Regions from separate parts of the Homo sapiens genome. Here region 1 is linked to region 2. Evidence: chromatin loops called from intact Hi-C (ENCODE). Cell type or tissue: endothelial cell of umbilical vein. All regions are shown on one strand. Each heading gives the region's core, and the rest is flanking DNA. Links, peaks and the distances in the headings are about the cores only.

Region 1 (15,905 bases), core at 4,339-12,338, 190 kb before region 2:
AAATGAGGAAATAAATGGATTCAGGTCCAGAAAATTAATTCTTTAATGATGGATAGCTGCAGAGGTCAAGCATGCTAACATTTCATTATTGTAAGCGTTGGAAATACTTTATCATGTCTCACCTACTGCAGGACGCACTCTCTGTGGAGCAAGACAAAATGTTAATAAGAGTTGTGCAGACAACAAATTTAGTCTTCTCTGAGTTCCATTAAAATGTTCCGTTAGAACTTAGAAAACAGAAGATAATGTCTGCCATAATATCAATTCCCTTTTGAGGGTCCCCGTTGACACGCTCGATCTCAGTTGCATAATCTTCCCTCTGTGTTAGCTGACCTTTCTATGGTAAGAACTTATTACTCTGAAAAGCACATTCTTCAATTCAATGGTCAACCTTTTGCCCGCACAAGCAGAACACTCAAACCAATGTGCCAATACAGCAGGCTCACATTTTGACATTGGGTTTTTGTCTCTTGTTATTCACAGAATCTGATACTCCTATGTGCAGAGACTACAGTCTCCCTTGAAAACTTCATGGTCTCTATCAAATACACTAAAAGAGGATGCTTAGAAGAACCGTGGTAATTTTTATTTTAACTGATACAATCATTTCTCCTGGAACATACATAGTTTAATTCTAAAGGAAAAAGAAACACGGCAGGAACTGAAATAAAGCCTGCTGCTATCCTAACTTCAAAGTTTCATCAAAAAGAACTTATTTCTTGATTTTTCTAATCTTTAATGGAAAATATCCTTTCTAAAAGAATTAGAATTTCACTAATTTTGGAAAGTATAATGGCACACACCTCAGGTGGCTATCGAGGGTACAAACTGTTTCTTGTGCATCCTGTAATGCTTCATAACCTACCTATTCAATTTCCTTTCTTTATTAGGATGTTCTCATTCTGATCTAATAACATTCTCTGTAGATGAATGAACAGGTATTACAGATTCATTTTCATCATTTATATGAAAGCACTTTTATTTTCACTTTTCTTTCTTCTTAAAATATAAAAGTTTCGTGTCTTTGAGCCATTATATACAAAATTCCAGAGGAGTATTTTTCTTTCATAATCGATTATTAGGATAATTCTCCTTCCATTAAATTTGTTTTACGTTGGAACAAATTCTCTATTCTAAATAGCTTTCCTTCATTTTTCAGAGCATGTATTTATCACAACATTGAGCTATATCAGAAAAGTTCTATCCTTTAGCAATTCTTCAAATCTTTTTTGGCCCCAAATCTAACAGAATAACTGGATTCATATACATGGTGAAACAACTACACGATTTAGGTTGGTGCAAAAGTAATTGCAGTTTTTGCCATTACTTTCAATGTCAAAACTACAGTTACTTTTGCACCAACCTAAATAGTATTCCAGGAATGAGGACTATGAATTTGGAGTTTTGAATAGCAGGAAACTACGAGTCCTGGTATGGTGATACATTCTGCTTTTTACCCTTGAATGTGAAGTCTAGGAATCTTCAACTGAAATCATCCATTGGTTAACAGGTAACCTTTTTTCTCCTCTATATAGACAGGCCAGGGCCTGCTCCAGACACAAGTAAGATGTAAGCTATAAAAGGTTCTATGCCTTTCCACCTCGCCTTTGAGCTTCACTTTCCTCTCCTGTTATCTTTCCCCATTTCTTTCCCTCACTAAATTCACTTCATAGCTCCAAATCCTACCCTAGTTCTCATTCTTTTAGGAATGTTTTCTTTAACCTCTGCTCTAACTGTTAATAATAAGCTGTTAGCTTTCAGAGACATGTATAGTTTAATCTGCAAGCCAAGACAGAAAAAAATAAATTCTAATGGTGACATTAGACTTTCCTGGTTTCCAGCAGGAATGATATATTAGGGAGAGAACAGCCCTCTGCCTGGCACTACAGCACAGAGAAGATTGCTTAGAGATGAAACCCAAATTTTCCTGGGTCAATGTTTAAGTTAGGTTTTTCATCAGCCAATATTTGTTTTGGCAACTGGAACAAAGAAAATCTGGCAGCAAATATAAAAGTTACAAAATATACTACTCTTTAATTTTGATAGTATTAACTTTCTGGTTTATTTGATTATATTAATTTTATGGATATGGTGTTTTTACTATGTATCAGGCACTTTTCTAACCACAGTATGTATATTCCAGCACACATGCAGACCTCACAACAACTTTGTATTTATCTACCATTGGCCAAAATTTCCAATCCCATGATCTCCAGAGGAGGAAAGGGAATCTATTCCTGGAAGTCAAAGAATAAATAAGGTAGAACTAAATGGCATGGTCAATATTAGTGGCTTATGAAAATGTTTGTTGGTTTTAAAGTTGATGGCTATTTTTTGAGTAGTAACAAAGTTTTACCAACATTAATAAGGCAAGGGGGACTTTCTCCAAGCTAACATCAGGCTCTTATCTTTTATAGAGCTTTTTACACAATATCCAAAGACGCTCACTGTTCAATTATAAGATTTTCTTTCAATCTTTCAATATATCCATGTTTCAGACACTGGAATAAGTGGCAGCTTCTCAGCTACTCAGATTTTAAACCTTAGTTCCTATCTCCAGTTTTCTCAGTAAATTAAGATCTTTTTCAGTTTGCGTTTAATCTTCCATTAGGCTATTTGTCTCAGAAATCCCTTGAGTTCTGTGATGACCTAAAATCAAAAACATACTAAAAATCCAGTTTGATCAAATCTAAATAATGTATGGTTGACCCTTGAACAATATGGAGGTTATGGGTGCCAACCCCTCACACAGTAACTTTTGGCTTTCCAAAAACTTAACTACTAATAACCTACTGTTGACAGGAAGTCATACTGATAACATAAACCATTGATGAACACATATTTTGTGTATTCTATGTATTATGTACTGTATTCTCACCATAAAGTAAGCTAGAGAAAACAATGTTAAGAGAAGCATAAGAAAGAGAAAATATATTTACTATTCATTAAGTGGAAATGGAATCCTCTCTTCATCCTTGTCATCTTCATGTTGAATGGTTGGGGAAGGGGAAAGCTTGGTCTTACTGTTTCAGGGGTGGCAGAGGCAGAAGAAATCTGAGCATAAGTAAGCTTGTGTGGTTCAAACCCATGTTGTTCAAAGGCCAATTGTATTTTACTTGTCCAGACTCTTGCAGAATATGAAACTTTAAAAGCCTTTTTTAAAACATCTTAAAGCATTTTTCAAAATATATTAACTTTCAACCGTATTAATATTTATAAACAAGAGCCAAACTTTCAAATGGAAACTCACATGTTATCGGTCTGGGTGCTTGTTAGATTTCACTAACTAAGAGCAGAAGACAGCTGATAAGAAAATCCCCCAAACCTTCCCCACTCCAGCCAATGTTGTATATCCAATGGCTGTGTAACACAGACATGATGGGGACAACAAGCTTTCCTAAGGGAGATAACTTTACCATTATTCATCCAGGAATATCCGCTCAAGATATTAGATGTGTAGGAATCAAACCATCCAAACTGACACAAAGTCAGGTTTCCATCCAAACTGACACAAAGAGATTGACTACAAAGCAGAGAATGTATACTTCTTGTCTGGATGGGAGTGCTATGATAAAAAGCAGTATGTGTGCAAAAAGAAAGAACAAAACCCCTTGAAGCACATACAAATCCGTATTAAAATACAAGGCAGTTATAATTACTATATTAATATATTTTATATAATATATAATTTAAATTACTCATAGCAAATGTTACTTGTGAAAGATATTTGACTTTTACATTCTTTCTAGGCTAAATAGTGCCTTGTAAGAGAAACCTAATCTAGCTACTAGAGCATTAGTTCCACTGTCACCTGGCCCTGAGTACTCTCTGATCCTGCTACATTTTGCTTCATGGGCTTCCTTATATACTAAGTATGTACTTACTATCTCTGGCCCCAGTCAGACTATCATTTTCATTAGCACTAGAACTTTTGATTGATTTATGCCCTATTTCCTAGGCTTCCAGCATATAGTAAGCTTTCAATAAATATAAATCAAATAAATGAACAATTTTGATGTTTTACAGGACCACCACAGTTTATGACTTAAATTGCAAAGATTGTTTTAAAGCATGCCTTATTACAAAATAGTTAATATTCTTAAAAAATAAATATTTCTTTTTTTCTTTTTTTTCTTGAGACAGAGATTCACTTCGTCGACCAGGCTGGAGTGCAGTGGCGCGATCTCAGCTCACAGCAACCTCCGCCTCCTGGGTTCAAGCAATTCTCCTGCCTCAGCCTCCTAAGTAGCTGCGATTACAGGCACGCACCACCATGCCTGGCTAATTTTTTGTATTTTTTTAGTAGAAATGGGGTTTCACCGTGTTACCCAGGCTGGTCTCAAACTCCTGAGCTCAGGCAATCTGCCCTCCTTGGCCTCCCAAAGTGCTAGGATTACAGACATGAGCCACCACACCCAGCCAAACGATAAATATTTCTAAAGAACAATGAAAAAATAAAAACAAAAATCCTCATCTTTCAAGTCAGAAAGCTAAAGTTCAAAGTGAGTAAGTTCAGAACCAAAGTCAAAGGCTGATTCTGGGGCTTCTTCCTCATTCAGTACTATTTCCCGTGGTAAATTATGTCTCTATTTCTTAGGCTTTCGTGGCAATTAGAATCCCATCTGTGTTTTCATTTTATGCTCCTTTAAATTTATTTTCAGTGATAGAACTAAATTTAAACTCTTACTATTTCTTCTAGTTGTTTTTCTCACCAAACTCTCATATACATACCAGCCTTACCATTTGATTTTGTGACAGGAGTGAAACTTTGCAAAATAAAATGAAGTTCCTTTTGTTCCTCTTCCCTATTACCCTCTTCTTCCACAAAGAAGGCAACTACTAGGCTGAATTTGATGTGTATCTTCCAGTTTATGTTTTTAAACATTTATACATATATATATATATATCCATTTAATAATCAGTATTTTGTGTGTTTTAATGACATGAGTAGTATAATATTGTACAATTCTGCTCTCATATCTTGTTTTTAAAATTATGTATTTGATACATACATCTAGTTTATGCATTTGTCCTAAGACATATTATTTTATCCTTTGATTGAATTATTCATTTTACTTATATATCCACTATAAGTGAATGTCTTCTTTCAATTTACTTATTTTGGCCAATTCATTTTATCTACTAGTTATTTTTGCGGCAGACACTGCTGGTTGGGTAACCCAGAGATCATTCCAAATCCCTTTTCCTCTCTCCCAGCTCCAGGACAGAGGCTGGGAAAGTAAAATCCTTCCTTTCTTTACTCTGTCCTAGGGGAAGCTAAGTGACATCAAGGCATTGCCCATCTAGACACTGGCAACTGTATCCAGAGTGGATTCTGTTGAAGCTTTTGCTTTCCTGATAAATGTGTTAAAGGTCTCTGTGCAACTCTCTTCTCCATTCCTTTTGAAAATAGGCATGCTATTTGAAGCTCTGGCAGGCATCTTGAAACCATGAGAGAAAAACAAAAAAGTCTTACTACACAGATTCTGGCTCCGGCATTACTGAGCTAGTGCAACGGTCCCTTCATTTAGGTCTACATAAATGTGTGCCAGTCATCTTGGTGAGAAAAATCAACCTCTATTATTAGCAGAGGTAGATTTATTCTTCAGCTGGATGCATTGTTAAACCGCAGCCATCTCTTCACAATCATGTTTATTTCCATTTCCTCTTTACTTCACTTCAACAGACCTTTTTAACTCCATCCTTATTCCTTATAAAAATATATGTTTTACCTCACATCATTTCATACCATAATGAGCAAAAATCCCATCACACATTAATACCTAAGGCGCTTGCCATTTTGTAATACAGTGGTAGTCAGGGTAAGTCTCACTGGAAAGTGAGCAAAAACCTGAAGACAATTGATAGTTTTGAAAGCCGCATCTTATTTTTTCTCAGGAGATACTGAGATTGGGTTAAAATTATTTTTCAGTGGTGGGACCTATACCTCCAGGTAAAGGCAACTTATATTCAAATCACATTTAGTCAGAACTATAAAGTGGGGGACTATGAGCTGGGGGGAAGGAGGAAACTACAGAAGAGTAGAAATGGAGCTCTCCTCACAGAGCTCATGGCCCAGAGGAGGGGGTCCAGGCCAGCCCAGCACAGCAAGGTGCTCCACACTTTGAAAATGAATGGGAAAGGTCCTGTGACTCTGAGGAGGGTGAAGGCTCAGGTCTGCCTGGGACAATCACTGAAGGCTTTATTACACATTTAACCCTTGAGTTCACAATTAATGGTGAGCAGAAATTTGTAAGGCTAACAGGGGCATTCCAGAGAGAAAGAATAGCGGAAGCAGACTAGAACATCCACACAGCTTCAGGCAATGATATAAGTTTATCATGAAAGGAGCCACACTGTGAGCCATAGAGTAGCAGAAGATGCAAGTTGTGCTGATAACTAGGACACAGCTTAGAGAAAGCTAGGATCCCATTGTACAGGCAGAAATAAATGAAGAATCTCAGAGATTTGGAAAATCACTACATGGCCCAAGAAAGTTTTGAAATGAGCTCAGATGATACAAAACATTAAATGTATATATTTAATCTCTTCAGATACAGAGCAACATGTTTAATTTCTAAAGGACTGAATGCATACTCCTGCTTTTACTGCTTTGAACATTTGTTTAATTGTTTTTAAATTGTCCTCTTCAGCCCCAAGATGGAATCATCTGGACCACTATAAGTAATAGCACCCGTGGCTCCTATTTTGGACATGTGATTAATTGAAGGGCATGAGCCAGAAAAGCCGTCCCCCTGGCCCACCTCTTTCTCTTTGCTCTCAGTGCAAGTGCTCCATTTCCTGTTTCCAGCCCTCAGCTGCTTTTCTTTTCCCCCTGCCTCACAGTGATTATACTGAGAACACATTTGAAAGCAAAAAGTTGGGCGAGAATTCCAACAGGTGTAATTAATGTCAAGTGCTCCTGCAAGTGGCTGCGCTTTCCAGCTGCCTGCTCCACCTGCTGCCTTCTGTGGCTGCTTTCTTAATGCCGTGTCCATCTGTTAGAAATATGCATCCAGAACTCATCATTTTACATCCTGAGAGGCACCTGAACCCTCTTCTCCTCTTCTTAAGTGAGCCCTTAGAGCGTCACTTTATAGGCACGATTAGTTAAGTGTTGAGATACCACAGAGAGCGAGCACACTGGCTCCTCAGGGCACCTTTAATACCTTAAGGGAGTTTGTACATAATCGAAGTGGAGGAACAAAGAAGGAGAAAAGAACCCTCACTCTATACTTAAAAGGAGAAAGTGTAAGAACCAATACTTTCTTCAAATGTATACTATATCTATGTAGTTGTGAGTATGTGTATATATACACACACTCCCCCCCTTTTTTTTCACATAATGTGTCAGTTCACATTGGGTGATGTTACATTGGCTTTGTTGGACTTCTGTGCTCTACACCAACCTTCAGTTGGGGGTGGAAAACCACAGGGAAGATTCTTCTAGCACCAGTTCTGGCCCAGTGTATGGGAAATATGATGAGGACATGAAAAGCTGCAATTATTGGTAGGATAAGATAACAAACAATAGAGAGTAGCAGAGTCAAAAGGGGGGCAAGTTGTAAGTCTAACTACAGAAATGGTGCTTGGCCCAGTACTCAGCACATTATTAGCTGGCTTCCCAGTGAACTCGGCTAGATGCCATGAAGAAAAGAATCAGAAAAACCAATTATACTGACAACTGATGATAACTGAATGTGTTTTATCCCCTGAAGAGTATTTGCAATTTCAAAGAAAACTCTCGGAGTCTCAATGGCTTAAAACATACACATGTGCACACCCACTCCCACAAATGTATTTCTGATAAAGCCTGAGCTAACAGACCAAGAAGATAAGGCAGGTATTTGAGGAAATTACAAGGAAAGTGCCCAGTGCTTCTAGAAACATAGCAAAAGTGTTGCCTATTCCGGTTACACTTAAAGAGCAGTCCTGTGTCTAGTTATCTTTGGGATCTAATGAAGGGGACTGTAAGTATAGATATCTCTAAATTAATCATTTCTGAAACCCCAGGAGGTTGTTTTAATCTTTAGGACTCGGGAGATTTTTATAATGTTTATGTTAACTATGTCCTTAATAGTTTCATAGTTAAAGCATAAAATAGCAACACTACTTTAGATTGGAAATGTCATGAGAGCTGGAACCATGTCTGTGATTTTCAGTGATGTATTCCTAACACCCAGCACTTGGCATCTGACACGTGAACAGTATTTGTTGAGTGAAAAATAGCCTGCAGCAGTAGTAGTATACAGTAGACATAATATCAGCATTTTAAAGATGATAATCTTGAGCTCAGAGTTATATGACTTGCTCAACTTTGTCTGGTGTTTTTGCTACACCAGCAAATGAACTGTGGCATCTTGCTTCTTTGACATCACTGTTTTTTCCTACCACTTCTTAACAAAATCCATTTGTAAGCTCTTTTCCTTGGAAAGTTTAGTCTCAGCTTCAATCTAATTTCTAAAACTACTGAGCACAAAGTGTATCTACGCATTGTGATGGATTACAAAGATAGTCCCCTGCCCTGCTAAAGCCTTTAATACATATATATAGCAAAAATCCTATAAAAAGGTGCCTTGGCAGTAAAGCAAATTAGGGCATGAAATAATTGGCAATTGGCTCTTATGTGCTGCCTAGACTCCTTCCTCAAAATACTGGGGGAAGGACATGATTAGAATTAAAGCTCGTATCTTCTGAGGATGATTGAGTAAATGCAGGAGGGAAGGCAAGGTTGACAGAAGATGGCAAGCAACTGAGTTTTAGAAAATGGAAAAGCAGAAGAGTATCCCTGCATTCCTAAACTTCTCTCAGCCAGTATTCCCTGGATCCAGCTGACAAAAGAGGAATCACCAAAGAGAAGATTCCTGAAATTGCTACCATCGTCCTGGCAGTTCCAGCCAAAAACAGCAGGCGGAATCATGCCCACTGAAATGTAAGTTTTTATGGACCCTGTCCAGTGGGTGTCACCAAACTATAGCCAAGATTTAGAAGGGTTGATCTTAGCAGCCAGCCTTTCCTTGGGAACGACAGGCCAGCTAGCTACACAGACTTGCCTACGCTTATTTTATCAGCCTCCCAATAATGTGTGCTAACATTTTAAGCATTTAAAAATGTTTTGAGTCCCTCTAATTAATTAGACTGGGTTTTATTGTATACCAGTAATACAAGACAGAATTTAAGAATAGATTCAATAAGAGATGCCAAAACAAATTAAGTTGTGAATTCAAAGGAGGAAGGGATCCCATCTGATTGGAGAAAAGAGGAAATTAATCGTGGATAAAGTGGCATTTGAAATCTGCCTTGAAAGCTAGATAGTATTCTGATAGGGATAAGGGGATAATTCCACCTACAGGCAACAGAATAAACAAAAGGTCCAAGATGGCTATTGTGTGGGGTTTTGGAAATAAAGCAGTAGTCTAGTTTGGTTAGATCGCAGGATATGAGTAGGAGAATCAAGCATATGTGGGTTTAAAGGAATGAATACAGATCACAGGGTCTTAACCACTCTAATAAGGACTGTGAGTGTAATGTTGACAACAATGGGAGGCAACAGCAGTTTTTGACCATGGAGAGAGGGGGATTAACATGATAGGATAAGTGTGATGACTCCTAAGCCTAAATTTCCCATTCTAATCCCTTAATCAAACTTGATCTCTAAATGCTCTAAGAACATTTCTAATCTTGCATTTCACCAAAAATTAAAAGGCATATATTACTGGCAAACAAATTGTCTCTATTTTTTAATAAGTAAATTTGAGTTACCAGAGTCCAGCGTTGATTTCTGGCACCTCTGGTTATCTGTGGACTCTTCTAGGTTCCGTAACTACAGAGCTAACAAGGATGGGCATGGGTAGGATCTCCCATCAGAAAGTTTCAGTGCCAGGGGGTGGATGGATGTCTCAAAAAAAGGGCACTCATGCTATGAAGACATTCTGAACACTGAATGAAATGGAAGCTAAAGACACAGACATTCTGGGTAAAAGGAAGATCGATGGCAGAAAACAGGGATCTCATAAAATAAATAATAAAATCCAGGAAAAATGTTTACCTGGGCAATCAATTTAAGCAAGGGCTTAAATAGGGCAAAATAGGACTTAAAGAGGGCAAAAAGGGAACTGGTGATAGGTACAAGGTGAGAACATGAGCAAAAGGAATAAAATGAGAGCCCAGATGATGGAACCAGGAAACATGCTTAGCTCGAATCATGAGGTAAGAAATGGATGCAAGGCTAATTTAGTTTTGAACATAGGCTGGCCTTCCTCCAGGAACAGGAGTGGAGCTGAGCTTCCAGATGGGGTTAGGAAGACTAGATAGATGCTGGGTGAATGTGAGTACAGGAAAGTGGCTGGGCAACACTCCAAAACCGTTTGACATTTTCTCTTAAAAATTATTTCTCAAACCTTTAATAATTTTTAGAACTCTTACATACGCCCTTTCTATATCCCCAAGTCCTTTCTGTAGGAAAATGAGGAAATAATATGATATAGAAATGAGATGATATAGAGATGAGAAGGAACTTAGTTTGCATAGCAGAGACCACTTTTAAGGGAAGTTTTTATATACCTGATCCAGATGACTAGGATTTACACTGAAGCCATCAGAGGCCATTTATACAGCCTTATAAAGCAATTCAACGTGCTGACACTGGCAATTGATACTAATTAAATTTAATGAAACTAGAGGAGGTTCAGGCAAAGGCAACACAGAAATCAGGGGATGAACAGGGAGCTGTATAAGAAAAATGAAATGCTGACTTATTTACCAAATTATAAACTACTGGAACAAAGCAGGTAAAACTTGTAGGGAGAGATAGTCTTGAAATAAATAAAGAAAACAAAATTGATGTAGGTAATTTCTACTTCACACCACAATGCATTCCTGGAAATCACACCATAAAACAGCTTGTATTTTCCCCTAGGAGTAATTTTGTAATTGGATGTTGTGTTCCTGAACAAGGATTCATTTTTCAAATGAATTTGAGATATGATCAACAATATGCTATAAAGGCAAAGATAGAACAATGTTTGGCCTCTATAATAATTTAAAATATCATCATTATACTCCTAGTCCTATAAAATGGGCATACATGAACAGTGCATGTTGATTATACAGGGACCAAAATGCACCATAAATTGTAGCGACCACACATAATATTATAACTTTGCTGCCTCATAAATTTAACCTGTCTAAAAATGAACATGCTAGCTATAATAAATATTATTTAAACATTTAATCAACAATATTGAGTGTGTTCTCGGACTTCAGACGGATTGTTTTGGAAAGATAGTATTTGAACTCGAAAATTGGCATGCTGGAAGTCTCCTTGAATATCTGCTTTCTTTTACGCTTTCTGTTCACATGTATGTTTGATATACCTAATGTTTACTATGTTGCAATTTCTCTTCTAACTATTGTGTAAGTATTAATGTATTTAATCTTCATAACAATACCATAATATTGGTGCAATTTTTATGTTCATTTTATAATTGAGAGATGTTAGGCAACTTGCCTAAGGTCACACAGTTATAGCCAGAATTCAAAAACAGGATCCACACTACTACACTACATCAACTCTCTGGACAATTGCTTTTTCTCTCAACACTTCCCTGTAATAGGGGAAGCATTCCAATGGCGTTTGAGCTGTGTCCAGAGGTGGAATCATCACTCATTTAAAAAAGACACTTTAATTTTTCTCGTGAGGCAATGAAGGGAAGAGTTTTATCTTTTGTTCTCTAGTTCACCTTTCCCTCTTTTATTTCATCACTCCAAAAACATTAAAAATTGCCTAGAAAACAATGCTGAATCATAAAAAGGCAGCCTAAAGAATGGGTCTAGCAATCTGCTCAGTCTGCTATGCAAATCCTAGGCCCTGATGAGGTTAGTGTTACATAAGGTGACTGTATGAGTTTCGAGGTTTCCACAACATTAGCCAAATTATTAGTTTTTCTCCTCTTCTACAACTCTTGTACAATGTCTTCCTGAATGAAGTCAGGACCACCCACCACCACAAGCTTTAACCACCAATAATAAAATAACAGTGAGCTGACCTATTGTCAGGTTCTTACTGAGGTCCAAGGGGAGTTGGTGGGTGAGTGGCAGGTGGCTGGAAAAACACTTGAGGAACTGCAGACAGTTTTGACATGGCTTTACTCTCGCTCTGGGCAGGAGTAAGCCTAGGCGCAAGCTGTACGTACAGCGTTAGCAGGGTAATCATAACTTTTAACAGGCAATAATGGCTCTGAGCCAAGCACAAGCTCACGTGGATGATCACCTAATGTGCCTCACGTGGCGTGGTTACATAATGTGTGGGGTTGTGCACCTGTGCTGCAAATCCGCTGAGTCATGCTGCACTGGAAGGCTGCCTCAGCCTACTCATGACTAAAGTGCAATTTTCCTTACACCTGTGTAAAGAAAAGTGAAATTCGGTGACTTGCCAGCCATTAATGAAGGAGATGAGTGAAGTAAGGAGAAACAGTAAACGTAGAAATTCCTCAACGTTATGCACAAAGTAGAACTCGTAGCTCAAAGAGGCATCAGCAATTGAAAATATGAATAGGGTTATAAAGGACTCAGGAAAAATAAGACATTGATTCTTAAATAGCTCTGCAAGCAGATAAGGAAATAGAATCGTGTCCATCTTTGAAATGATGATAGTCCAATGTGCCCTTCCAAACTTCACTAATGCCTCCATTTGAGAATCTTCTTCAGACACTGATTCTAGATTGCTGATGACTGGTGGGACTCCATATGAAATATGCCATTAGACCAACGTATGTTTCAAAATGCCCAAATGAAAAACCTAGGATTCTTCCAGAGTAAATAGGATTTGAAAATACATGCAAAGTTTTTGTTTGGTATAATACTGTTATAGGTTTTCATTTGGAGAAATAAATGTTTATTTTCCAGTTTTCTTAAGATTAATTTTAAGATGGTTCGATTGCATATAAAATAATTTCATCTTAAAAAAATTAACATCCAGTATAGAAAGTGACAAAATAACAAGATGAACATCTAAACTATTTGATGAAGCAATAAAATAGCTTTCTCTTTTTAATTACCGTTTCCTCTCTCTAAAGCAGTAATTTCAATAAAGACCTACTGTCATGTTCCCACTATGCTATAAATTTATCTCTGATATTTCCACTATGTTATAATTTAATCTCTGATTATATAGTCTTAATATTCAAATCTGTAGTCACCAAAAGTTTGTGAGTAATGGTGCTCAAATTAACATTAACAACGTAAGAAGTTACAGAAAGGGGGAAAAGCTTCATTCCCAGGTGTTAAAAATGTGCCCTACACTATTATCAAAAAGAGAAAATAGATTATGTCATTTCACAAATGCAAAGTAGCAGTGGTCATTTTCGGTTCAAGCCATTATCTCTCCAATACAACCTTAGCCACAAAAATTCAATGGTTTTCACAGGCACCTAGTATTATGAATATTCTGGCAAGTAAATATAACTCAAGCACTGACACAATAAGAACTCTATTAGGGATTTGTATTTGCATATGCCTACAGACATAAAATGTTCAAAAAGTGGAGTGGACTAGAACGGAAACTGCATTATGCTGAAAAATACCAATAATAATATGCTGGCAATTGTGCTTTGATTGTTCACATTTTTTCTAAAGTGTTTTTCTAGCCCATGAACACGTGAGCTTTAAACAAGTTTGATTACAGCTGCAAAAGTATTTAATGAATCAGGAATAATCGTAGTATACAGCAAGAAAGGCTTTAGGTACAGTTTTAGGGCTTATTTTTTGTTGTTGTAGAAAATGAGACACAGGAGAGAACTCAATGCATTTATGGCACTTTTTTTTTTCTGCTTTGTCTTCTTTACTAGAATGTCACTTCCAGATTTATGGTTGCCAACCTGCAATTCTAGTCACTGAGAGCAACAGTTACAATTGCAGACTATAGAATTGAACAAGGGGAAAGACACACATAGGCATCTCCTGCTTTGCATCTGTCACAGTAGTTGCCTTTAATACCAGGGCAGTATTCTTTTGGAAAAGAAGGGAGTCTATTCATATATTTTTTTTCATTTTTGAAACATGAATCAGAATGGAAGACATATTTCCGTCTGCTCTGACTCCAGAAGAACTTGCATTGTTGCCTAGGATGCTAATCCCCGAAAAAAAGTAACAAGTGCAATTGTAGCCCCCACTCCCTTACTCTACACCGTGTATCAGAGGTCCATCATTACGTTCTCATTCATATAGGAAGAGAGTCTAAGACATGTTCATACAGAAAGAGGGTCTACACCTAATATAGACCCTCTACCACATACAAACATTTGCCTTGCAAGGCTGGGGGCCTGCTTCCACCTAATAAATACACGTTAGTGCCTGTGGCTCAAGCAGAGGGGCAAGGCTATGGCACATGAAGAGATGGGAGTGGGGAGGTGAAGAGCTATTGAAAAGGCCATCTTAGGAGGGCTGCAGAGTTGAAACCATGTGAAGACTTTCCTTCAAGAATGGCTCAAGGAGGTCTACACCTGAGGCAGAGCCACTATGTGTCCTTGAGAGATCCAGCTGACAGCACATGGAAAAAGAAGCTCTCTGGATAGAAACTCAGAGCTTCAAAGCCTGCTTGGTGGTGTAGACACTGAGTACATCCTGGAGAGAACATAGAGAAAATCTAGAGGAGAAGAGGTCCCTCCACAAAGCAAGTGATGACAACAGCAAGGGCTTACTGGGCACAAATGCAATGGTGGAAATGTGGAGATGGATGCCCGTTAGCATTTAACCAGAGACCGCAACCTGATGGCCATTAGCCAATCACAGCTTACACGTGTCTTTAATTTGAACAGTATGCTGCACAGTGTTGGCTGGCAATTTTTTTTAGAAAGTAGAACTAGATGCCAATATTCAATATAGAATTTTTACATAATATTTTCAGCTTTATTTTAACAATTATACAAACTTGCATCACAGCAAACCCACATGACAAATCAGCTGGAACTTCCAGTGTTTACCTCTTTAGATAGGCAAAAGTTCTCATTTCCTAAATTCCCACAACTTTCAAGTGTGAATGGTGTTACACACACACACACACACACACACACACACACACACACACACACACATATATGGAAGACATATTTCCTTCTGCTCTGACTCCGGAAGAACTTGCACTGTTGCCTAGGCTGATAATCCCCGAAAAAAAGTAACAAATGCAATTGTACCCCCCACCCCCATATACAGCCCTCATATATATATATGAGAGAGAGAGAGGAAAAGATCATGAGACATGTCTTCTAGGGAAAAAAAATTCTAACTTCCCTAGCCACTGTAGTCATTTGAAACCTGAGTTAGACTATGAGTTAGGAAGTATTTTCATAGAGTTCAATTAATATATTTCTGCTCTATGCATGATGCTAACAGGTTTAAGAAACACAAAAGCCAAACCCAATAGAGAATCCATTTCTTCATTTCAAAAGGGTATGAATATACCCCTTTGGCAATCACAATGGAAACTGAAGAAGTATCATGTTCAAGGACACATAAAGAATTGTTTTTACAACAACCACTTTCCAAAAATAAGCATTGTAAAGCGAGTACAGTGGTTGCCAGTGTTAAATCTATGTTTCTCACTTCTTTCTTGCCTAGTTGCCTGAAGGACTCCTGGCAGAGTAGGCCGCCACAATGCAGGAAGCCATGGACCACTGGCCCAGTGCTTTCTGATCCACTGTGTGCTACAGGGCAAAGAGCTCCACATGGCTCCATGATATTAAAGAGGCATTTATAGAAGCAGATTCACTCTTTAGACCACAGCAGACTCAGCACCTTGCAACTTCAACGGATTAAATGGTTCCAAAGGGAGAATGCTATCCTCTAATTCTTCTACCAAGTAGACACCTGGCAAAACCTGACTCATTTTCTAGACCCACAGACCTACC
Region 2 (15,905 bases), core at 3,356-11,355:
TATGCTTCTGCTGCTTCAACGCCCAAACCCAGATGCAGAAAGATGGGCAGCCTACATTAGAGAGGCCACCATACACACCACTTATTGTTTTTACTTTAACTTCTGGAATTGTTTTCCTGAAATAATTCATAATTAATGCATTTTTTTAGTCAAATGGGTTAATGTGGTGGCTACATTAATCTACTTAACTTTAAACAGTGTGATCATCCCTAGAGCCTAGAATACCAATAACTAGATTTATTGTGCTCTTAAACAAGTCATTTTCTCTAGATTTTTTTCACAATCTGGTAAAAATCTCTTAATTCAGTGGAGTTCAGCAGAAATTCCAGCATCTTTAATTTCGTAGTCAATTGGTCATGGTTGGCAAGTAGATATGTTTGTTTTCCACTTTATTCACATTAGAAATCAGATTAGGATAAGCATTAGTATCACAGATTCCCAGAATGAGGTAATTCACCATCCTGTAATAATTCAGGGCAGTAGGGGAGGAAAGCTCAAAGAGGATTATTCAAAATCTGCTTGCTTCTGATCAACCTAATGAGGATCACAGAAATCATTGATGAGACCCACACATGGACTTGAACTAGGGCTAGAAAGAAATAGATGTGATAACATGGAAAGATTTACCTAGTAAAAATCATCTTACAGAGAAATAAAGTCCAGGAGGTATCAACAAGGAACTGTAGGACACAGAAAATGGTAAGAAACAGCAGGGTCAGCATAATGGGACCACTTCCTTTCCAAGAAAAAAACTGAGGTAGCATACGGTAGTCATGTCTCAGCAAACTCCCCATCTACTCCCTAGAATTTACATTGTACTGATTGCTTTATTGATCACCCACTACGATGCTTTGCATAAGTGATGATCTCAATTATGGTTGGTAAAAATCTTTGAACACTAAAGTAACATAAAATCCCAAAGACATTATAAAACCACTTTGTTTTCAACTTGAAAAACTAGTACTATCAATATAACTTCCCACTGAGTTCAAAACATTTCTACATGCTTAATATATTCTGTTATGTTTAGAGTAGAGAAAATTGAAGCTAAGCCCTTCGTTTAGCAATAACCATTTTAATGTCTGTTTATCACAGTAGGTAAATAATGCAGAGCTCCCAAATTTAGTCATAATAAGCAATCATTTTTCAATAAAAATGGGTAATTTTCCCATTTCAGCTTCGTCTAAGTGCCTACCGAATTAAAGTGTTGACTTAAAATACATTTCAAATGTTAGTCTTATTATGATAATTACCAAGGATCATATCTTAAGAAGTTATTCTTAAAGATCACCAATTTTCCTTATAGTTATGGCCATTTCATCTGAATCTGTAATATTCAATACTAGGGTCTTTTTCTTTGGCTTTCAGGATTAATAAAAAATTATTTCAAAAGTTAAAAATGAGAAAAGGTAATGTATGACCATAATTTAATCAACTATATACATTCTAAAAAAATTATAGTGTTAGTCATAAGCTGGAGGGGTATTTCCTCACCACTCTTACGTTTCTGTCCATTAGTGCAAACTCCATGATTAGACCATTGCTGCCTACCTATCTCCGCCCTCTCATTCACTTCTCTGCAGGAGATAAGAATAGACTTAACCTGAGTGGTAAGTTCAAAAGAAGAACCTGGACCTATGTAGCTCAGCCATTCCTCACTATGTCTAAATAGCTAACATCCATGCCTGCATCATGTCCTTAGTTTTACAGAGACATCCTTCTATATGATGAGGCTGTGATTATTAGCCCTGCCTGGGGCTTGCTAATTAAGACTGTCACCAACCTGGTCAACATAGCAAGACCCTATTTCTACAAAAAAGAGAAAAAAATTGAAACAAAAAATTACCTGGTCATGGTGGAGCATGCTTATAGTTTCAGCTACTTGGGAACCTGAGACAGGAGGATTACTTGAGGCCAGGAGTTAGAGGCTGCAGTGAGTTATAATTGTGCCACTGCACTCCAGCACTCCAGCATGGGTGACAGAATGAGACCCTGTCTCAAAGAAAAAGAAAAAAAAAAAAAAGACTCCCTAATTTGGTTTTAGGAATTTCACTTTCCCTCAGATATAATCTCCAGTATTATCAACTTTAGAAGTAATCAAGGTATTATGTTGGCTTTAAGTTGCTTTACTTATTGTATTATTTCTCAATTGACACTTATTTATTTGGCCTGCATCAACATTAAGCAATGTTGAGTCAGTTGCTTATTCCTTCAGCATTATCCTTTGGTCTGCAAAGTTGTAGGTGGGGGCTTGTATTTTATTTTCATAGCCTTGGTGAATGCATGCATATGAAGATAACCAGTAAAGCTTAGGAAACAGAATGGAGGGCAAAACATCGTGTACACAGTGTCTATATTTGGAGCATCCACTATGTACTAATAAGATTCTGGATGCTGGGAATAGAGTAGTGAATAAACCCTGCTTTTATGGGGTCTATTTTCTATTGGGGAAAGCAAACAATAAACTAATCATTGATTGTGAATACTGTAAATGCATATATTACATCTACCCAGGCAAGTAGCTGATAGTGATAGGAAAACACTTAATAAAAATGTTTTACAAAGGATGAGGTAGTCCTTTTTGTAGGATGTTTACAGAACGCCTCTCAAAGAAAATTAAAGTTCATCTGGACCTTAAAATGTGATGGTGGTAATCATGAGGGATCCAGTAAGAAAATGACTCAAATAGAGGAAATAGAGAGTTCAGAGGTCCAGAGAGGACACAGTTACCAAATCCAAAGGGCAGAAAGACAGCCAGAGTGACCAGAAGGTAGTAAAAGAAACCTCGAAGCTGGAGACAATGAGCCCACTGAAGTAGGCAGGACCTAGATAGTGTAAGATGACCTTGTAGCCTGTGACTAAACAAACAAAAAAGACTCTATTGAAAAAGCAGTAAGAAAAACATATTGGAATATTCAAAGTTAGGAATGAATGCGATCTGAATCAATCAAGTTTTTAAATTGTCTTTAGCTGTTTTGACTTAAAGGATTGCAGAGAAAGTAGATAAGGCTCAATTGTAGTGGTTCAGACATGAAATAATTGTTTGTTTAGAGCTGTCCTTATAGAGAAGGAATGGTCAGATTTGAGAAGTCCAGGGAGCTAGAGCCAACAGGACTTATTTACAAATGGCATATAGAAAGTGAGTAGGGTAACAATTCTAGGGATTAAGAATAACTCCTAGGTTTTTATCCTGATCACCTGAGTCATCAGGGGTACACTTTCCAGAAATGGGGAAGATTTTTGGAGGAGCAAGTTGTGCTTTATCTTCTACAAATGGTCTGTTTGTTTCCATAAGTTGGTAGTGTCTTTTAGACAACCAAGTTTAGATATCAAATAAGGAGCTTGATATATATGTGTATAGATAGCAGGGAAAAAGTCAGGGCTGGAGATTTTATTTCCTGTTTTTTGCTGCCATGAGTTAGAGAATAGCTGGAAACTAATGAGATTAATTATATAAAACATTGCTGCGCATGGACATATATTATTTGTTCAGCATTATCCTAAGCACTAAACAACTCCCATCTAATTTAATCATCTCAATACCACTGTATTATAGATGGAGTAACTGAGACTTAAAGAGAGTAATAATTTGCCCAAAGGCACACGGTACGTGATAAACTAGACTTTGAATTAATGTCTGTGTGATTCTAAAGTCCATGCTTACTGGGCTAAAAATCAAGGGTGTAGAAGGCACCTTGAATATCCAGCCTCTTAGAACAAGAGACTGGGCTTCATTTGTTACCTTAATTAGCTGTGTGACTTTTGTATACCCTGTATAATCAACAAGAAAATCTGTGGAATTCAAAGGACCTGTGTGCTTGATTTCAAAGCCGCAAAGAAAGGAATAGTTTGTAATTTGAATAGTCAAGTTCTGGAGGAGAAGGACCCCTCAAAATAATAGACAGATAATTATCAAGGGCTTCAAACGTAGTGTTAATAGCTTTCATCAGATTATCATGGGAGTTTGGCCATCAATCCCAGTGTATTCAAAGCAAAGTTATTTCATGCCTATTATCCTAGGTTAATTATTAATAATGCCCCACTTTAACTCTCAAGAGGATTTCATTTTTGATAAATTATATGGTCACTCAATATTTAGAAGTCTTAGACCCAAAAGGTTATAAATACCCGGTAGATACAAATACTCACAAATCCTACATGTTTCCTCTTTTAAAGAGGAGAAACCAAGGCCCCTGAGGTAACAAGAGCACAACTATCACACAGGGGTCCTTCTGCTTACTCCTCATTTCCATCTCTTGGAGTTCAACCCATGCCTCGAAGCTCAGTTTTGAATTTGTTCATTCATTTATTCACTAAACTTTCTCACATTGGTGTATGTATACCACCTACATAATGAAAGAAATCATAGGGATAGAAAATACCTCTGTTGGAAAATCATTTGCTTATTTCTCCTACCTGCAATGAATAGACATGCATATGTATCAAAACAGGCAATTTCAGACCTACATACCCAGCATCTACACACAAATACATGCACACACAGGCACACAAACAGACTTACATACGCCAGTCTTAATACTCAATAGTTTCTGAAGACTCTAAGTTTGCTATCTCATAATGTTTTTAATTGGCTGTCAACAGTTTAGCAATAATTTCTCAGACTAATGAAAAAAATATCCATGAAGATGGCTGTTCCTTGTGATTTCAGGTTCTATGTTGAGTCTCTCATTTATGACACTGGTTGGATGGGTGAAAAATGTTGCTCTTCATAAGAGTATATTTGTTACCAAAAGGGGAAAAGAATAAGTTGTTTTCCAAATCAAAAAAGATTTATTACATGTTATTGTTCACTCTATATTCAGTAATATTCTAAACATTATAAGAAACTCAAAATAGTAGTCAAAGATGGTGTTCATATAATTTTTAACTTTAAGAAGTGTCAATCAGTCTTCCAAGTATTTATATGCAGTCAAATGCCCTGAAATTAAAAACATATGTTCCATTCAATGAAAATTTAATGTTTAGAGCTTATAAATAGAAACAGGCTTGAACCGAGCCTTATGGAGGACTAGCAAGGGATAAGAATCTCAACATTTCATAATTTACAATAACCAGAAGTGGAAAAGTCAGTGACTGAAGTAAGCCTTGGAATTAAGCAGCCAGAATGAACTCACTAGGTTAGAAACTTTAACAAAATCTGAAGTTAGTATATTTTTTTCATTACTTATCTCTGGTCCCATAGAAGAGACAATCAGAAGACATAATCCTAGCTTAATAAGGGTTTAACAAAAGTAGCTTTTCAAAGTTAATTAGCCTACTAATCATAAAAAGAGAAATGAATAGGGGGGCAGCCTCTCTAACTTTGAAAACATTCTGAAGAACCACTAGCCTTTAGTCTCATTATTCTATTTAACATGGCTATCACTTTTATCTCAGAAGATACTAATATTAAAATGTTGGACGATATTCTTATTCATAAATTTTTTTTTCTTTAGATAATCTAACCTTCATGAAGATCCCATCTGTCATGTTTCCACTAAATGAAGTTGGCAAGTTTGTTGTTTAAAAAATCCTTAAAAATAATTATATGTCCAATATTCAATAGAAATATTTATGATAAGAATGCAATCATCTTACTGAGGCTATCACAATATTTATTCTTTTCTCATTAATGTTGGAAAGTATATGGAATAAAAGACACTTTCCCAGTAGAGCTTAAGAGGGCAGCTGAGAAAACAGAGTTGGAAAGAGATGTTAGAAAATTTGGCCAGAAATGTAAAATAGTGACTAAGTGTAGGAAAAAATTCAATAATCATTTCCTATGACTTTCCATATGTTGTATGATAAAATAACATGTTTTATGTGATTTACCAAATATCTTTAAGAAATACTGACATAGCAAAGAGTATAAGGGACATCTTCTTCCACATATGCTATAATTTTATTTCATATATTTCCTCTCAAAGTCTTAATACACAAGTGATCCAGTGTGACCTCAATACAAATAAATCATATAGGAGCTGGTACAGACATGATGTACATGCACACCTGCAAACTCATCCACTCAAGAAAGATCCATTAAACTTCTACCATTTGTCAGGAATGTACTAGGTGCTGAGGTGCAATGTCTGGGTGACACTCATATGGAAGTGTTAACTAGGCAGATTGGATATGCTAGTCTGGAGCTGAAAAGGAACTGGGGCTGCCGATATAAATTAGGTAGTCATCAGCATACAGATGGTATTTTTAAAAATAAAAATGAATAAGGTCACTTGGGGGGATAGAGATGAAGACTGGGTTCAAGAGAGAACTAAGGAATGCCAATATTTAGGGGTTGAGTATCTAAGAGAAACAGCTTAAAAAGCTTGAAATTAAAAAAAAAAAAAAATAGAAGAGGATGGCCTTATAGAAGGCAGAAGAAGAGAAAATTTCAAGAAAAAGGGAGTGGTCAGTTCTATTCAATGTTATTGAGAGATCCAGTAAAAAGAAGACCAAGCAGTGTCCATTGGACTTAATATAGAGGTTGTTAGTGACTTTGACGAAACCAGTTTTGGTGGCACGGTGGGAGCACAAGACAAGACCATACACACACACAGACAGACAGACCGACAGACAGACAGACACAGACACACAGACAGACCGACAGACAGACAGACACACACACACACACACACACACACACACACACACAATTATAATGTCCTCTGGTTCATAAACACTATATCCAGGATATTCCATTGTTTGGAAAGCCTAGTATTTATTTGTCCATTGTTTAATTTAATAACTCCGAAGTGCCTTAATTCAAAAGGGACCTCTGGCTGTGAGAAGTAGCAGTTTATGCCAGCAACTCTTATTTTTCCACAGTGTCCTGACCCCATGGATTTAAAATAAAGCTATCTAAATGTAAATAATTTATTTCTTATATTGCTAAAGATATTCCATGATAATTGACTAGATATAAGACTATGAAACTTAGCATGCTTCTTAGCATCACCAGTGAAACCCCAGATGCAGTGTAGGCAAATGTAGTCACAGCTACTTGAGAGACTGAGGCATGAGGATCACTTGAGCCCAAGAGTTCAAGTCCAGCCTGGAAACATAGGAAGCCCCCTGTCTCCCCAAAAATATAGATTAAATTAAATTAAACCACCAGTGAAGCCTGAATGATTCAGTCTCACATGTGGATAATTTCAGAATTACTCTAAGGACAAAGTTATCTTTTGTATACATTATTAGATTTTTTTTTCCTGTAATTGAAATAGTTTAAAAATTTTAATTCTGGATTTATTAAAAGCAATTGCTGATTTAGCCATAAAATACATCCTAAAATGTTAAAGGAGTGTATCTAGGTTAAATGAATTCTTAATTCCTCAAGTATGCCCGATGGAATACCTTGTCTCCACTCCTCCACATACATGTTACATATTCATCGCATGGATCGTAAGACAACTCAACCAGGAGAATCAAGATTTATGCTTATAACTATATTATAGTTATAATTCATGCATGAACAACAGTGACCTCATGTGGCTAATGCTTTATGCCTGAAACTATTAAACTAAGAACAACAAAAAAATGTCTATGCTATACATCAAGACATGTCAGAGTAAATGATTGGAGCTGCCTGTGCCACACAACATACTTTCTTTTTTAAGGTGACTGCTCAAATCTGTGTATGTTTGTAAGGTTAGATTGGTCAAAGGTTAACATTATGGAATAAGATATCTGAGGGCCAAGTATCAAATCTTACCTCCTTGTATTACCCAAAGCATTCAGTGCTACTCTTTGCTCATTGAAGAAACTCTCCAAGTGCTTTTTGAATTCTGTCTCATCTTCCCTGCCCAAGTTAAAAAATAAATGCCTAAATGGAAATGTAAGAACAGATTACAGTGGTGCTTCATTATCCACCTGTTTCTGACTTCAGGATTTGGCTGTTTTTCTCTTCAGTCTGAATAGTTCCCTTAACCAGTCTGAGCTGTAACATTCTGGACTTTCGCACAAGCATTTGTTTAAAACTATTTTACTACATCATTAGCTAGAATAACAACAGTTTTAAACACACATTCAAGCCTCTATATTTGTAGGTTCCACATCTGTGGATTCAACCAACCACAGATCAAGAAATATTCAGAAAAAAGGATGGTTATGTCTGGACTGAACATGTACAGACTTTTTTCCTTGTAATTATTCTCTAAGTAACCCAGTATAACAGCTATTTGCATAGCATTTACATCCTATTAGGCATTTGGAATAATCTAGAGATGACTTAAAGAATATGAGAGGATGTGCATAGATTATATGTAAATATTACACCATTTTATATGACGGACTTGAGCATCTCTGAATTTGGGTAACTGTGGGAGAAGGAGGGTCCTGGAACCAGTCCCCCACAGATACGGAGGGACTACTGTGTTACAGAGTATTGAAAATAAAATAACTTCCAGCTCTCTTTTCTTTAAAATCAAGGGTGGTGTCCTTTATCATTAATTTCAAAGCAGTGCTGCAGTTAGATCACAGGTAAGGACCTAACTTCACTAGTAAGACCTTAGCTAGAGAATGAACAATTAAGGATAAATAGGTTACCTCGGATCTTCGAGGTAACATGATATTTAGTAGATGACAACTGCTGCTTGCAGTCTTCTGTCAGAATTATGCTGTAAACTCTAGCTCAGCAGTAAAAAACATGATTCTGGAGTCAGAAAACCTAGTTTGTAATCCTGACTTCAACATTTATCTGTCCTTGGTTTAGTCACTGTCTTCTCTTAGAGAACCCATCTTCGAAATGGGAGAGGGTAACAGAATCTAGCTCATGGAGGTATCATGAGGATTAAATAAGAAAATACTATGTAAACCATTTCACAAGTTTGTGCCACATAGTAAGAGCTTAGTGTTCCAAGCTTAATGATTTTTAATGAATCTGTTATTCTTTATTTTTACTTCTCATCTATATTTCTGCTTTCTTAATTTTAATTAAGACATATGTATAGTTCATTATTTTCTCCATCTTTTCTTCTACTAAAAAGAAAGCTAACACTTTATCAGTTTCTTTACTGTTTTCCTTTGTTCTCTCCCTAGTCCAGGGAAGCACCAGTTAAGTAGTATAGGTGATCCTTGCAAATATATTATACATACCTACTTGTTCTGTGGGAAATGTGTTTTGAAAATATCAGCAATGACGAAATTCCCTAGTCCAAAATCCCAGTTATTTAGAAAAGCTTCTTGTCATAATTAGGTACAAGTTTGATATCGTATTTATTTGCTACATACATAGAGGATTACATAGCAAAACAAACAAACAATCTGTGAGGCATAATACTTAATGCCCTTATCTAATTCTTTTCTTGATACTTAAAATATAAGAAATAATAAAATCCAAATATGTAAAGTACTCTAAAATAAAAAGACATAACAATAAAAATATACCTACATAAAATTTTGAACATTTTATTTCTATGCCTGATAGAAAGTTTAAGTTTAGTTCACTATTTTAAGAATCACAGAATAATTTTTATTCATGTATTCAACAAATGTGTATTAACTTCTTATATGCTAGGTACTGGTTTTGGCACAATAATTCTATAGTAAACAGAATACACAAAATCTGTTCTTTTATAGATTTTACATTCTAGAAGTGAGAAACAAAAAACAAATAAGAAATAAGAAACAAAGGAAGGAGGAAAATAAATAAATGTACGTAAGTGGCAATAAACATTAGCAAGAGAAATAAATTAGGATAAGGAAGATAAAAAGTGATGGAGTGTTATTTTACATAAGGGGCTGGGAAAGGCAGGTCTTATAAATGAACATTTAAAAAGGCTTCAAAAGTTTTAAGGGAAAACATTTCAGACAGAGCTGCAGCAGCTGTAAAGAGCCTTCAGTGGAAGCGGACTTGCCGTGTGCAAAAAATTCCACAGCTAGAGCAGAGTGAATGAGGAGGGGAGTGTTTGGAGATGAGCTCAGAGAAACAGTAAGACACCAAGTCACGTAAGGCCTGATCCAAATACAAAAAAAACCATTTAAGAATTGATCTGAAAAGGAACATGATCTGGCTCATATTGTAAAAGGCTCACTCTGGCTTTGGCATGCGTAATGGACTGCAAAGGGAAAGAAAGAGATGCGATCAATTAGGAAGTTTTACAACAATCCAGACAAGAAGTGATGGTGATTTGGCCAGGATGTTAATGGTCAATGTGGGGAAACAGATTCATATATCAGATAGGATTCAAAGTAAGAATTGAAATAAATTTGTAATGGATTAGATGTGGAATGTGAAAGAAAAGAGGGTTCAAGGATAACTCAAAGATTTTTCAGCAACTGGAAAAAAAAGATGCTTTTTGTGCAGATGGGATAGACTTACGGAAAAGGAGAGGTTTTTTCCCCCCGAGAAGGTGGAAACAGAGAGGAAAGGAATTAAGAGTTGTGTTTTGAATATTTAGAATTTGAGGTGTCTTTTAAATATTCAGATGGAAATATTGAATAGGCAATTGGATGTTTAAGGTTGAAATTTAGGGGAGAATTGCCAAAAAAATTTTTTTTTAATGTGTGAATTAACAGATTAGTGATGATGTTTAAATTCTTGCATTTGGAGATCATCTGGGAATAAAGAAGAGATAGAAAAGAGTTTTGAGAGAAGAGCCCTGGTCTTTGCAATGATTAGAGGTCAGGTATATGAGGAGGAGTAGACAAATGAGAGTGGTAAGGAATGAACAGTAACTAGGAGACTAGGGAAGAGTTTCACAGACAACAAGTGAAAAATGTTTTCAAGAAGGGAAGTGATTGTTAGATAATGTGGATAGGTTGACTAAAATGAGTACAAATAAGAGGACATGGACTCAGGACTCACCTCCTATGGAGAATCAGGGGGCTGCCACACCAAAGAAGTTTTTAGGAGTTCAGTAGTCTGGGAGATTCTGAGATGTCACTTTCAAAGGAAAAAAAAATTATGCCATCTTGCATTTATCACCAATAAGAAGGAATCACAATGCCTGGTAGACCTCTTTGGGTTCTGGAAGCAGCATTTTCTTTATGTGGGAATTTTTTTCCTAGTCCTGTTACCAAATGACATTACAGGCTGCCAGCTGTGGATGGGTCCCAAACCAGGAAAGTTCTTGGTGGTAGATCCAGGCAAGAGTGTGAGCACCCTTGCAAATTGGTCCATATGACAGAAACAGCAGCATCTATGATTTTAGCTGCATCCATGATGGGAAAAGATGCCATATAAAAGTTATACAAAGTCCCAGCAAAAGAATTACAATGTAAATATCTAACAAGTATTCAGAAAGTGGTGTTTCCGAAGCAAGGCCATGTCATCTATAGAAAAGAATGATATACCGTGCAAAAAGAGTCCCTGGTTTTCTTCTGTACCCTAAGATGAACACTTAGCCATGGGACATCAAGTGTGTATGTTGCCAGAACTGCCCATCATGAGCTGGATATTGTCAGACCCACCAAATTGTAAGGTCAGGCTAGCCCAGCAGCCATACCTTGCAGAATGGAAATGCTGCATTTATGTTCAGCATGAATAGGGCCCAAAGGCACAAGTAAGTTGCATGAGTAGCTGGCCCAGAATCCCATGTCCCTACTATTGTCACACTGGCACCCACCTCTCTTGGCTAACTTCTATCACCACATGGGAGGTCTCTTAAGATCAAATGACAGAAAGAAGTGAGCCTTTTAAAGTATACATTCACATAATATAGGTCTGTATACTGAAAATTAACAACAGCTACAGTATAGCTCTACTCGGGGGAGGGCCAAAAAGACATCAGTGAAGGAAAATATTCCCAACAGGCACATATTTGGATGGTACACCTGGTCATTTCCTTTGCATAAATAAATAAATAAATAAATAAATTGCCCAAGATTAGAATATATGGACCAATGGCAATTTGAGGATAACTTGTCTGGAAGGAGAAAGATTTGGAAATGAGGGACAGACAGGTCAGAGGAAGGGACACATGGAGGGCTCTGGGAGTGGACCCAAAGTATTTTCTATAACATACTAAAGCCTTTCAGAGAGTGCCCACATGAGAATAAGCACTACCAAATGAATGTTAAAAAATGATTCAGCCAATTGACATCAACCAGCCTCTGTAATTAACCTCAGTGCTGGCACAACAGGCTTATGAAATGTGTGGCCGTGGTGGCAGGAATGAAGGCTATGAATGAGGCTTATGTCCTGTGCTTCCTTTCACCAAGGGTGATTTAGCTTTAGCTGCTGCCAAATGTCCAATTTACCAGCAATGGAAACCAGTGGTGAGCCCCCAGTATGAAACCATACTTTTGGGAAATCAACTAGTTACTTAGGGTTAACTTGATTACTTTGAACTCTTTCCTGTATTTAGGACCTCAGTTAGCACCAGTATTCCAGGTTTAGAGAGTGCATAAATAAATTTTTTTTTTTTTTTTTAAGTAGAGACAAGGTTTCACCATGTTGGCCAGGCTGGTCTCAAACTCCTGACCTTAGGTAATCCGCCTGCCTTAGCCTCCCAAAGGGCTGGGATTACAGGCATGAGCCACCATGCCTGGCCAAATAAAATTATATATATCATCATATCAATCCTATCAGACTAAAGAACACACTTTAGAGCAAATGGAGTGAAGTTGTGGATACCTGACTGGTCCTATCACATACTGTACCTCCAGTAAATTGTCAGCCTGACAGAGTGATGGAAAAGCCTCTGACGGCACAGCTGAGGTGCCAGCTTGGAGATTATACCCTGCAAGGATGGGGCATCATCCTTCAGGATGTAGTATGCACACCAAATCAACAACCATTTTATGGTCTGTGTCCCAGTATGTAGAACACTTGTGTCTGGGTCTGGAAACCAAGGGAAGGAAGTTGGATGGCTTTGTTTACTGTCAATCTCAATGAAGTACTTGGTGAATGTGTGCTCTTCTCACCTACAATTCTAGCCTTTGCAGGTTTAGATGTCCTAGTTCGGATGACCAGAGAACATAGAAAATATCCCATTAAATTCTAACCTGTTGCCACAACTTGGTCACCTTGGATTCCTTGTGCAGAGACTACCAGGAAGCAAGGAACTGAGGTACTGTTCTCACAGGTATAATTACTCTGTCGTTTAGGAGGAGGGAGGGTTTCTGCTATGCAGTAGAGGCAAGTAAGAAAATGTTTGTCATTTAAGTGATTCACTGTCATGCCTCTTAGAACTTCTCTGCCCAATTATGATAGAGAATGGACAAATACAGCAGCCGTGGCCTGATAAAGGCATGGTTATTAGAAATGAACACATCTGGAGAAGAGGATCTGGGCTACCCCTTGTATTAGTTTGTTCTCACGCTGCTATAGAGAAATACCAAGACTGGGTAATTTATAAAGGAAAGAGGTCTAATTGACACACAGTTCTGCATGGCTGGGGAGGCCTCAGGAAAATTACAATCATGGCAGATTGGGTGGCAGGAGAGAGAGTAAGTGCAAGCAGGGGAAATGCCAGAGGCTTATAAAATTATCAGATCTCATGAAAATTCACTATCACAAAAGCATGGGGGAAACCTTCTGTCCCATGACACGTGGGGAATATGGGGATTACAATTCAAGATAAGATTTGGGTTGGGGCTCAGCCAAACCATGTCACCCCTGTTAATGGAAAAACCAAACTTTGTAAAATATTTTAAAGAGGTTTATTCTAAGCCAGTGTGATGACCACAGCTCAGAAAAACAAGAGTCTGAAGGAGCCCTGAGAAAGTCTGCCCGAGGCAGTTGGATAAAAGTTTGGTTTTGTACATTTCAGGGAGGCAGGAATTACAGACGAAGACCTAGATCAATGCATGGATGAGGTATGTATTGGTTTGCCCTGAAAAGGCAAGATACCTTGAAGCAGGGGCCTACAGGTTATAGGTGGATTCAGAGATTCTTTAATTTGCTATTGGTTAAAGGAATAAGATTCTGTCTAAAACTTGGTGTCAGCAGAAAGGAATGTTTTAAGTCAAGATAAGGATGTTATGTAACAAGATTTGTGGCCTGCAGGCAAGATTTTAACCCTACCCTTGCCTGGCCTTACGACTTATTTATAATTTGGTAGCTTGTTGTCACAAATTTCCTGTTTTGTCAGTTTTATGATCTCTATTTTAACATTAATGATGATCAGTTGTTATGCCTAAACTCCAAAAGGTAGAGCATATAATGAGATGTGTCTGACCTCATTTCCCATCATGACTGGGAACTCAGTTTATAAGGTTTCTTTGTGGTCTACCTTGGCCAAGAGGGGGTCTATTTAGCCACTGGGAGGCTTAGAATTTTTTTGTTGTTGTTGTTTATACCACACTAGATAAGCCACCTAGATCAACAGAGATAATGGCAAGAGAATCAAGAATGGTTAACATAGGAGAGAAAATATAAATATCAGTGTAGTCTTAAGAATAACCACAGCAGTGGGGGCTAAAATTCATCCTACTGAAACTGCATTTGCAAAGATGCTGCCAGTGAGAGAAACTAAACAGCTGACTCCACCTTACTTCTAGCCTCACAGGCGGGCTGTGTTTGGCCATTCCTGGGTATAAGCCAAGCTAACCATGGGAGGAATTTAATTCATAGTTTAACTTTGAAGCAAGAACAATGATAATCCCTCCTTATCACTGATTCCATCCTTGTTAGAGGGCTGAAATTGCTTTTGTAACACTAATGAAAGGCCACAAGATTAGGATTATAGGAGGGCCTGGAAATCTGCCAAAGTGTAGGTGTAGTTTCTTTAATCCCTTACTGCTCAGGAGTCATGTGGCCAGAGGTCACAAGATTCGTGACTTCCCCAGTTGCTTCTATAGATAACATCACTATTATCGAAACTAAGATTCATCTTTTGAGATATTTTTCAGACTTCTGGTAACTGACTGACCCTACCTGAACTCATGACTCATGACTCAACCAGTTCAGTAGCCCCCCACCCAGTGGTGGACTCAGGGCAGGAAGACTGTTCTCCACACCCATGACTGCATCCCCAACCAATCAGCAGCACCCACCAAACTATCCTTGAAAAACCCTAACCTCTGAGCTTTTGGGAAGACTGATTTGAGTACTAACTACATCTACCAGGTGGCTGGCCTTGTGTTAATTAAACTCTTTCATTTCTGCAATACCATAGTCTCAGCGAATTTTTTTGTTTCCTGCGCAGTGGGCAGAAAGAACCTGTTGGGCAATTATGCCAGTAATCTACCTCTTGCAAATATCACAAGGAAAAGAGACAAACTAGAAACCTGAAGGTACTATTCCTACACGGAGTGACCTTATACAAAGTGGATCCCAGCAGCTCAAGGATGCTACCATATACTGCTCAGATCTCCCCTTCAGGACGCAGACCACCACCCCAACTACCAGGACTGTTGCCTTCTGATAGAACATCATTCACAGCTGAGTTCCTCCCACAAAATTGCTTTCAGATGAAAGGAGCTGCTTTGGCAAGGGTTATGTTCCCCTCCACAAGTCAGGCCTCATCTAATGACCGGACCATATAGGCTTACAAAGACCTAGCTCTTGCCTCAACTTGAGATGGTTTGGAACACCTCTGGGGGTGTATTCTAGATCTAAGGCTCCCTGTTTTATCAGCTGAAGCCTCTGGTTGTGCCTGCATCTCAGTCACATTCTCCTTCTGTCCAATCCTCCTTCCTTCACTCCTTTATAGGTGTTTTTGTGATGCATCCTCCCTGCTAACCCTCCCACACAGGAATCTCAATCTCAGAGGCCATTTCCTTGGGGACACGGCATTGGAGAGCAGTATTTTGTGGTATTTTCACAATTGCTTGATTTGTTAATGTAAAATTAACAGTAATCTTTAAGAAGTGGATTTTAAATACAAAAATATGGAGACATAACTGGCTAAACCAATTCCCAAAGTAATGCAAACAGACTCTTATAACAAAACATAGATTTTATTGTATTACTTTTGGTTTTGGTTTCTGTTGTAAAAGCAAAGAGCCACAAGGTAGCTTTG

Evidence for each region. A loop is a pair of places that touch in the nucleus more often than their neighbours do. Peaks named below come from ENCODE experiments on the same cell type or tissue, not always from the same donor. Only the 100,000 strongest peaks of a DNase experiment are listed, where the experiment ranks them.
Region 1: a loop joins it to region 2, with 8 times the contacts of the local background. A loop is called at or near these places in 2 of 110 quality-filtered maps.

The regions. Positions count from the first base shown.
Region 1 is chr6:123,959,113-123,975,017 of GRCh38, reverse strand. The region is part of intron 1 of NKAIN2 (sodium/potassium transporting ATPase interacting 2); the gene reads right to left. Among named protein-coding and RNA genes, the nearest start is that of NKAIN2, 160 kb to the right of the region's middle. RefSeq lists an enhancer at 8,548-9,081. In endothelial cell of umbilical vein, for the core only: a CTCF peak has its summit at 8,887; a DNase peak (open chromatin) is centred at 8,957.
Region 2 is chr6:123,769,342-123,785,246 of GRCh38, reverse strand. No RefSeq gene overlaps it. Among named protein-coding and RNA genes, the nearest start is that of NKAIN2, 27 kb to the left of the region's middle. RefSeq lists enhancers at 14,459-14,528, 14,549-14,788. In endothelial cell of umbilical vein, for the core only: no CTCF peak of the experiment used is centred there; a DNase peak (open chromatin) is centred at 7,496.